2 separate regions of the Homo sapiens genome follow, and region 1 is linked to region 2. A link is a contact called in ENCODE Hi-C or POLR2A ChIA-PET data. All regions are on one chromosome and are shown on one strand. The core of a region is the stretch at or near the end of the contact, and the rest is flanking DNA. Distances in the headings are between cores, read along the strand shown.

Evidence for each region. Hi-C counts contacts between places; a loop is a spot of excess contacts on that map. ChIA-PET counts read pairs that join two places held with the same protein, here RNA polymerase II (POLR2A). Pooled maps may share reads with other maps.
Region 1: a loop to region 2 is called in a map of heart right ventricle, with 2.1 times the contacts of the local background. The contact joins two enhancer-like sites. A Hi-C loop is called at or near these places in 13 of 168 maps with a recorded cell type or tissue (HepG2, PC-3, PC-9 and 8 more), 1 of 37 single-sample maps with no recorded cell type and 7 of 50 pooled maps. POLR2A ChIA-PET finds 5 or more read pairs at or near these places in 3 of 52 experiments (Caco-2, H1 and HEK293).

Annotation. Positions count from the first base shown.
Region 1 is chr15:98,774,252-98,778,617 of GRCh38, reverse strand. The region is part of intron 2 of IGF1R (insulin like growth factor 1 receptor); the gene reads right to left. It overlaps LOC124903560 (a long non-coding RNA gene), which reads left to right. Exons shown (of 2, transcript XR_007064772.1): 1 at 1-3,667. Among named protein-coding and RNA genes, the nearest start is that of MIR4714, 8.0 kb to the left of the region's middle. RefSeq lists enhancers at 508-1,414, 1,415-2,322. Within about 2 kb of position 1,502, at least 16 of the 41 ENCODE cell types and tissues checked have a DNase peak (open chromatin) inside an H3K27ac peak, as active enhancers do; they include ascending aorta, breast epithelium and mammary epithelial cell, where a contact is called at or near this core.
Region 2 is chr15:98,711,512-98,716,143 of GRCh38, reverse strand. The region is part of intron 2 of IGF1R (insulin like growth factor 1 receptor); the gene reads right to left. Among named protein-coding and RNA genes, the nearest start is that of IRAIN, 63 kb to the right of the region's middle. RefSeq lists enhancers at 1-1,633, 2,554-3,256. Within about 2 kb of position 2,368, at least 7 of the 41 ENCODE cell types and tissues checked have a DNase peak (open chromatin) inside an H3K27ac peak, as active enhancers do; they include ascending aorta, breast epithelium and mammary epithelial cell, where a contact is called at or near this core.

The DNA of each region.
Region 1 (4,366 bases), core at 253-2,752, 63 kb before region 2:
TGGCCACCCAGGCCAGGGCTGCCCCCACTCCTCAACCCTGCTCCCCTGGAGAAAGACCGTACTCTTATCAAGGGCCCTGTGGGTGACAAAGAGCTAGAGAGCCACTGTGACCACTGGGTTTCTGCACCATTTGGCTAATGAAAACCATGACCCTCTCTGGGTCTCAGTCTTCTCATCTGTGAAGTGGAAGGATAGGCAAAATGACATGAATAACAGAATGAGTGACTATAACCCAAGCCCACAGCTTAGTGTCAAGGATTGTGAGAACGAAGCAAAAGGCATCAAGCACTCTGAATTGTTCAAATAATGAAGATGATGCCCACAAAGACAGATAGAACATGCCTCAAAGCTTCTCAGTTTTCCTACGACTAAGATAACCAGTCACCATGTGGCATGACTCCGAGGACCACGTACAGGCTTTGCATCTTCTGTGAAGGCTTCAGTTGCCCTTGGGGATACATCGCCGTTCTGTCCACCAACACTCTCTCATGTTCTCAGGACATAATTACCTATTTCTGTTCTATCCTCACCCCCTAAAAGATTAGTCTAGAACCTGTTCTTATTAAGCTCTGCATTGTCATTGCTGAACACTCTGTCATGCAGTAGGTGCTCAATAAATATCTAACCCCCGTACACACATCAAAAACAAAAGAGCATCTATGGGTCTTTATACTGTAAGGTTTTACTTTCTTCTCCCCTACTTCCCTACTATTGGTCCCTCCATCTAGACCTTACGATCTGCAGTGGTCTACATTTGGGACCCTTACAGTAAACGTGTGCCACTTCTCTGAAAAGTCATGCAGCTGCTCCCAGCTCCGTCTCTGCATGACCAGGCAAGTGAGTGCAGACCTCATCTTACATCTGTGTGGTTCTCTTTTCTGCAGGCTGAAATGCTGCTCTCCCCATCAACTGTGAGGATGCACTTGCTGCCCTCTTGCCCACCAAGGTATGGGGCCTGGAGAGCTACGTTTGTGTCTGCTCTGACTTTGGACAGCCCCCACAGGGGTCATTCCCCGGCAGCTCATTCCATCACTGAGATGTGCTGAGATCCCAGAGCCGCCTGCACCCTTGAGGTTCCTCTTCGGTCATCATTCCTTGCTTGGACTTCTTTAGACGTCTAGAGACTTCCGAGGTCGGTGAGCAGACTGTGTCCTTAACCAGCATTTTGTTTCTCAGGGCCTCCCCGGGCCCCTCACCACCTCCCTCTCAGACTCCCAAACCCTGGAACTGAATTCAAGGCAACCTTCTTCCCTCTTTGAAAGGTTTAACAAACAGCGTCTCAACTTTAACCTTGGCAAGTACATTAACCAAGTTCCAGGTCACATGAATTAACGGATGGCCCACTTAAAACAAACCACACTGAGTAGCTACGAGGAATGTCTCCACTGCGGCAAGTGCAAAATCCAAGTGAAGGCCCTGATCAGCAAATTGAGCGTGCTTCAGGACACCCGCCCCTCCTGCCTGGCCCCCTGCCGCTGCAGCAACACATGTGAACTGACACGGTATCTGAGCACACCCCGGGAAACAGACCGCAGCCCTCCCTGGCGCCCAGTGATTACAGGCCAAGGCTGAAAGCAGCAACAAGAACCAAGAAACAAAGCCTTCTGTGAAACCAGAAACCACACAAGGTCACAAAAACAGCAAGAACTTGTAAATCCTGAAAACCCTTCAGTGAGGAATTTTCCTAAGCACCTGTGTCCAGCTCTGAAACAACAGTGGCTTGACACATACCTGAGACGATGAGAGCACAAATCCAGCCGCCCCTCCGGAAAGACCATTCAAGGTCACGGGCGTTTTAAGATGTGGTTCTCTTTTGGGCTTATCTGTGGAAAAACATCCAAGGCACAGACCAAACAGCTGCTTTGAAAACACACTCAAGACAGACCACATCCTTGCACACCGCTGTGGCCTCAGGTGAGAGGAGGTGGAGGTGAGGGCCGCCCAGCACCAATGTCTGGTAATGGCAGGTAGGGGAACTTCACATGCACCTATGTTATTTCAGAGCCTGGGCTCAACAGGGAGGTAGGGGGAAGGAGGGAAGAGGCTCTTAAAAATAATGCTGACAAAATCAAGTACCAAGAACACAAGTGTCCTGATAACTAGTAAGTTTCTTTTTTAAAGAAATAAAATCTGGCTGGGCGCAGTGGCTCACACCTGTAATCCCAGCACTTTGGGAGGCCAAGGCGCGTGGATCATCTGAGGTCAGGAGTTCAAGACCAGTCTGGCCAACATGGCAAAACCCCATCTCCACTACCAATACAAAAAATTAGCCCGGCATGGTGGCACATGCCCATAGACCCTGTTACTCAGAAGGCCGAGGCAGGAGAATTGCTGGAACCCGGGAGGCGGAGGTTGCAGTGACCTGAGATCACACCACTGCACTCCAGCCTGGGCGACAGAGTAAGACTCCATCTCAAAAAAAAAATAAAAAAATAAATAATAAAAAATAATTAAATTAAAATAAATAAATAAAAATTTCTCTTGCCCCTTCCACCCTCCCTTCGGGAGTTTAAGGAAAATCACCACAAAAGAGAAAACCAAAGTCAGTCAAAAGCTGCTTAAAGGATGTGCAATTACATGTGATTGAGAAAGTCTGTATGATTAAAGCCAGAAAGAAGGCTGCGTACTTGGCAAATACTAGGCACTGTATTTAGGCAAATATTCTTTCAACTATCAGTCTCTTCCTCCCACAACACACCTCCCTAATTTGCAAAGATTTGTTTAATAGACCAGTGGTTCTCAAAGTGTGGTCCCAGACCCCAAAAAGGATCACATGGGAACTTGACAGAAATGCAAATTCTCATCATCCAACCAGCCCGAGACCTGCTGAATCGGAAACCCTGGGGTGGGGCCCAGCCCTGTGAGCTTTAACAAGCAACCCAGGGGATTCTGACCTGGGAGACCCACTGTACTCTGCCTGGATCCTTCAGTGCGGACCAGGGACCCAGCACCAGCAGGGGCCACAGGCACAGAAGCCAGGTGTTGCTCTGATCCTTATAGCTGCAGAGGTGGCCAAAGACCCCTCCCCAGCTGCTTCCCCGACAAGTGGGGGCTTGGGACACATCCCAGGTGGCATAGCTGTGGTGGTGGCAGTGGTAGGAGGCCCAGGTTGAGACATGAGGGGAAGAACAGTGTCTAGGGCAACGGTCCCTGAACTTGTTTGCACAAGGTACTCACCCAGAAGCCTCGAAAACACGGATGCCCAGTCCCACCCCTGGAAATGGTGATTCAGTTGGTCTAGAGGTGGGGGTGGCAGCCTGGCTTTGGAATCGTCAAAGCTCCCCAGGTGATAATAATGTGCAAACAAGTTTAGATCTGCCTACAGTCTTGTGACTGTTAAAACAGAGATGGGGCAGGACACAAAAGGCACCTTCCATGTGGAGGTGGGGGGAACGAGGCAATGGTCCCGCTTGCTACAGCAGGGAGGACTTGGCCTGACCCAGCTGGGGGTCATCCATTTCTGAGTGCTCCAGGGGCCTGGAACCAGCAATGGCTTGATACACATGGACTCAGGTATTATAACCTATTTTCCCTCTAAGGACTCTGGGACTAAGGCAGGTTATTATTAACCTCCAAGTCAGACAACCTCCAGTGGAGCCAGGACTCAAACCTGGGACTGCCCAGCTGGAGAAGGAGTCTGGTTCCAGGTTCCTGAGCTACGTAACTAGTAAGTGAGACCCTACCTCCAGTTCCCTGATGTAATATCCAATAATGAGTCGAGTACTACTCATCTTCCTTTTAAATTTAATTGTGGGAAAATATCCATAACAAAATGTACCGTTTTAACCATTTTTAAGTAGAGTGCAGCAATGTTAAGTAAGTTCACACTGTTGTACAACATCACCGCCAGCCACCTCCAGAACTTTTTCCATCTTGCAAAAGTGAAACCATCACTCCACTCCCTTCCCCAAACCACCCCCCACCCCCCCACCACCGCAGCCATCATTCTGTTTTCTGTCTCTGAATGCGACTACTCCAGGGAACCTCATCTAAATGAAATCACATAGAGTATTTGTCCTTTTGTGACTGGCTGATTTCACCTGGCATAATGTCCTCAAGGTTCATTCACGCTGTTGCATGTGTCAGAATGTCCTTCCTTTTTAGGACTGAATAATATTCTATATTTCTTCTTAAAGAAACAATCCTCAACTTTAAAATCTAAACTCGATAGTCAAACCCTGCATTTTCCATGCCTAAAAGCATAGACACTGCAGTCCCTGTGCAATCAATGGTAAACACATCCTTCAGTCTTTTGTGGGGAAATTTGCAATATGTTCCCCATTTTTGATCTGTCTTGTGTTTTGGCCTCTAATTCAGACCAGAAGAATCTACTTTACAACTGAATCACAAGGGATCTGAGATGGGT
Region 2 (4,632 bases), core at 1,119-3,618:
ACAGGTGACGTGGCAACCGTCCCTAGGAAAGGCACTGCTGGACCCAGCTGTCCCTGTCCCTCACCAGCCTCACATGCCCAAGTCCCATGTACCCCTGGGGCTGCCATGCTGGCTGCTGAGCCATGGGCGCTGGTTTGGAGATGAACTTCTTCGAGGAAAGCAGCTTCTTATCCCCCAGAAGTTCTGCAGATCATCTGTGCACTTTGGTTTTTACTTAAAATGTGATTTAAACAGCCTGCTCTACTTAATACTGCCTGTGCCACAGACAGAAAAATCCCATCTCCCACCCACCAGCCTCCCTGGAACAAACACCTTGGCTGTCTCTCGCTACCTCCAAGTCAGGGGAACATTCCAACCAGGATGGTGCTCAGAGACCCCACCTTTTATAGCCAGAGTCCCTGATTCACACCATATGCCCAAAGGAGGCGTGTTTCTAAGTGATGCTTCCAACTTCACCACCAGCCAAACTTAACTTTTGAACCACCCTATACACGCAAGTTGAGCAAGGCAATTCAGGACAAGATTAACCACGGGCCCACACGCTCCACGTCATCCCCACTCTGCCGAGAATGTCACACTGGCATACACATGAGGAAAGCAAGACAGAGGTATTAACGCAACAAAGAAAGAGGCTTTTCAAGCACAGGAAGAAACCAGAACAATTGTACAAATAGGTTTAACTGGTGAGAGCTGAAGGGGCTCCAGATATTTTCCAAATACTTGGCATGCAAAAATCACCACAAGTCAGTGGTTCTGAAAGCTTTTTGGTCTCTTAGACGAGATCCCTATTAAAAACTTCTGAAGGAGGCCCAGGATGGTGACACCATCACTAATGACAATTAGCCAAAAGCAAAGTCTTTGAGGCACAAGGCACACGCCCCAAGAAATGAGGTGGGCTAAGCCAGGTCCCAGGGAACCTGCACACAAACTGCTTCACCATCTCGGCAACAAGCGTCGGCAATCAGGCAGAAGAGAATGTGAGCTCCACGCCTGACTATAAAAGGCATAGCAATGAGGCCTGGGGGCATGTGACCCCCTTCTAAATAAAGATCACCCCCACACTGGGAGCAGCTGACCAGAGCAGAGGCCTTCCAGGGCAACCGAGACAAGTTCCTACCAACAACACAAAGCCAGATGCCCCTCTCCTGGCTGCCTTCTCCTCCAGGGTCCACAAGCCCCTCCCAAGAGTCCACCTGAAAATGCAAGCCTGTGTCATGATCGTCTTAGCAGTCTGGGGAACAGTGGCCTGCAGAAGACCAGCAGCAGACCACACAGTGCTTAACAGAAACATCTCAGCTCTTCACAAGTAGCTTAAGTTTAAAAAAAAAATGTTAAGATGAAATACTGCACATCACATGAGTGAAGTCTCACTACAAAGACAATGTGCCCCTCTTCCCCCCATCCAGCAGGTGATTTACACATTCTTTTTTTATTATTATTTTCCTTTCTCAAAGCTAGCCATAAAACTTAGTTACAAAATCTTTTTTTTTTTTTCTCAGACAGGATTTCATTATGTCGCCCAGGCTGAAGTGCAGTGGCACAACCACGGCTCACTGTAACCTCCATCTCCCCAGGCTCAGGCGGATCCTCCCATCTCAGCCTCCCAAAGTGCTGGGACTATAGGCACGTGCCTCCACAACCAGCTAATTATTTAAATTTTTTTATATGAACAAGGTCTCACCATGTTGCCCAGGCCAGTCTTGAGCTCCTGGACTCAAGCGATCCTCCTGCCTCAGCCTCCCCAAATGCTAGGATTACAGGTGTTAGCCACTGCGCCCAGCCTTCAATTTACACATTCTTAAACAGGTCCTCCACTTTGATCTAGCAGGTCAGCCACACCAACCTATAGAGGAAAACGAGGGAAGGAGAGCGCCTCTACTCCGCAAGACAACACTGCCCTTGTGAGCAGTGGCTGACAAACAAGGATATAAGAACGTGGCGGTGGAAAAATGTAGACTTTTTTTTTTTTACTACAACCTGCCTTCATTTTAAGTCAGTGAGATGCCATCAGTGAGATGGCAGTAAAATGTTTTCCTTTTGTCAATAAAAACAGCCATTTACTGCCTTCTCGAAGGCTCCAATCTGCTATTTTCCTGGTTTCTCATTTTGAGGGCAATAGGAAATGCAACAAACTCCAGGACTGCTGCTCCCAGTCAATGCCCTTTTAATTGAAATAAGGCTGCCCCACCAGCTAAGCCAGCTTCCAACACAGCCCGGCCCTGCCTTCCTGGATTTCCTGGCAAAGCCCAGGCCTTCTCACACGCACTCAGGGTGATCTGAGCAGACCACAGGCTGTTCATCCCAATGGGTTAAAAAGTACTTGGAGACTTAGTTGCAGTAAGGTCTTAGGTTTTGTTGGGGTTTTTTTTGTGGGAAAGTGAAGGCATCTGCACCTGAAATGAAATACCAGAAAGCCTCCACAGCAAGCAAACAACAGGCACTTAGGTAAATTCAGCAGGAAGTAAGAAAACCACAGGTACTCAGGAGGATTCACCTCCGTCCCTCCCAGGGCAGAACTGGCCTTCAGCAAAACTGCCTTACAAAGTCATGAATGGCTTCACGTGCCAAGCTTCAACCTTTCAGATGATTTCCATACTTCTCCATCATCTTTGGCCTGGAATCATCCCCACAATGGCAGGAAAGAAAAGAGCTACCCGCCATAGTGGTCCTCTCTGCCAACTAAGAGTTGCAGATGATTCTGGTCAGTACTCCTCAGTAGCAATGACAGCAACAATGACACAGTAAACATCTGCATTTCATAATCCTGGTACAACTGGCTCACCGAAGACTGCCAGGATACGCTACTCTCTGCTCAAGGGGAAAATGTATCTTCCGAACAATAAATCCTTCACTAAGCAGATGCAGTGCTTGCCCTTGGGGTGACAGCATACAGTGGAGGATACACCCAGAATTTACAGTGGGGCAAAAAGTGTCCCATCAGGTGCTGGGAGACAGGCCTCCCGAAATCTGCAGAGCCTTTACATCCTTGAGAGGAAAAGGCAAGGCTAGAGTTCGGCCAGGTGAGCCGTGCCGGCTGGTCAGCACGGGAGAGCACCACTGGGGCCAAGGACACAGCAGGCAGGCGGGAGGGAGTGGCACATGGAGTGTGGCATGTTGTCACGGGGTAGCTGTTGACCACTCAGGAGCTTCACACTGTACCACATGCCTATCCTATAGGGACTTGCTACAGGATTTCAGGTAGGGGAGCTCATCAGTCCAAAGTGCACACTAGATGGCCGGGCGCAGTGGCTCATGCCTGTAATCCCAGCACATTGGGAGGCCAAGACCGGTGGATCGCCTGAGGTCGGGAGTTCGAGACCAGCCTGGTTAACATGGTGAAACCCCGTCTCTACTAAAAATACAAAAATTAGCTGGGTGTGGTGGTGCGGGCCTGTAATCCCAGCTACTCAGGAGGCTGAGGCAGTAGAATCACTTGAACCTGGGAGCCCGGAGGTTGCAATGAGCCAAGATCGCACCACTGCACTCCAGCCTGGGTGACAGAGTAAGACTCTTTCTCCAAAAAAAAAAAAAGTGCATACTGAAAAGCTCCCCAGTGCTCGGTGGAGCCACAGGACACAATAGCAGGAGAGAGGCTATGTCACTGCTGTAAGGGGGAGGAGCAGAGGAACACAGCTGAAGCAGCATTTCCATTCCATTCGGGAGGGAAAGGGCCTGGTATCCAACTGGAGAAGGAAGTGTCCAAAGGACACCCACATTCCTGACATAAGAACCAGGGGAACAAAAGTGTGGCCCACTTAAGAGGGAATAGAAAAGAAAAAAAATAGGCAAAAGTGAGGAAACAGGGAAGACCATCAGAGGCTGTAGTGAAATGCTCGTGGTGGTCTGATATGAATGACAAGTCCTGGGTTCAAAAGGGTTCTGGGATGGATATGAATGACAGGTCCTGGACTCAAAAGGGTTCTGGGCTGGAGATACTTGGAAGTTTAGGTGGAGACAGGAGGCAATGCAGTTACCAGTGGATGAGATGAGAACAAGGAAAGTGAAAAGAGAGCCCAGGACAGAACTCCAGCCATGCTATGATCTGAATGTTTATGTCCCCTCAAAATTCTTATGTTGAAACCTAATCCCCAGTATGATGGCTCTGGGAGGTGATTAGGCCATGAGGGTGGAGCCCTCACAAATGGGATTAGTGCCCTTATAAAAAAGACGCCAGAAAAAAAATCCCTCGCCCCTTCCAACATGTGAAGACAGTGAAAAGGTGCTTCTGTGAACCAGAGTGTGGGCCCTCCCCAGACAGTTAATCTGGTAAGCACCTTGAACTTGGACTTCCAGCCTCCAGAACTGTGAGCAGTATTTCTGTTGTGTGTAAGCCACTCAGGGTATGGGATTTTGTTACAGCAGCCTGAATGGACTATGTCAGGAGACCACCGTTAAAAGCCAGACTGAGGGAAGGGAGACAGAGAAGCGGCACCTGTGGGGGTAGGAAGAGACTCATAAGAGGGTGGCGTTGGAAGACAAGGAAGAAGAATCAACCACACCACATGTCAGGGGGTGCCACACAACTATGTTCTTACTGAAAGGAAACCACTGTACACAGTTCTTTAAGGGTCAATCGCTCTTTAGGAATGACTCAAAAATGTATAAAATCCACTCCTAAATCCAAAAAGAACC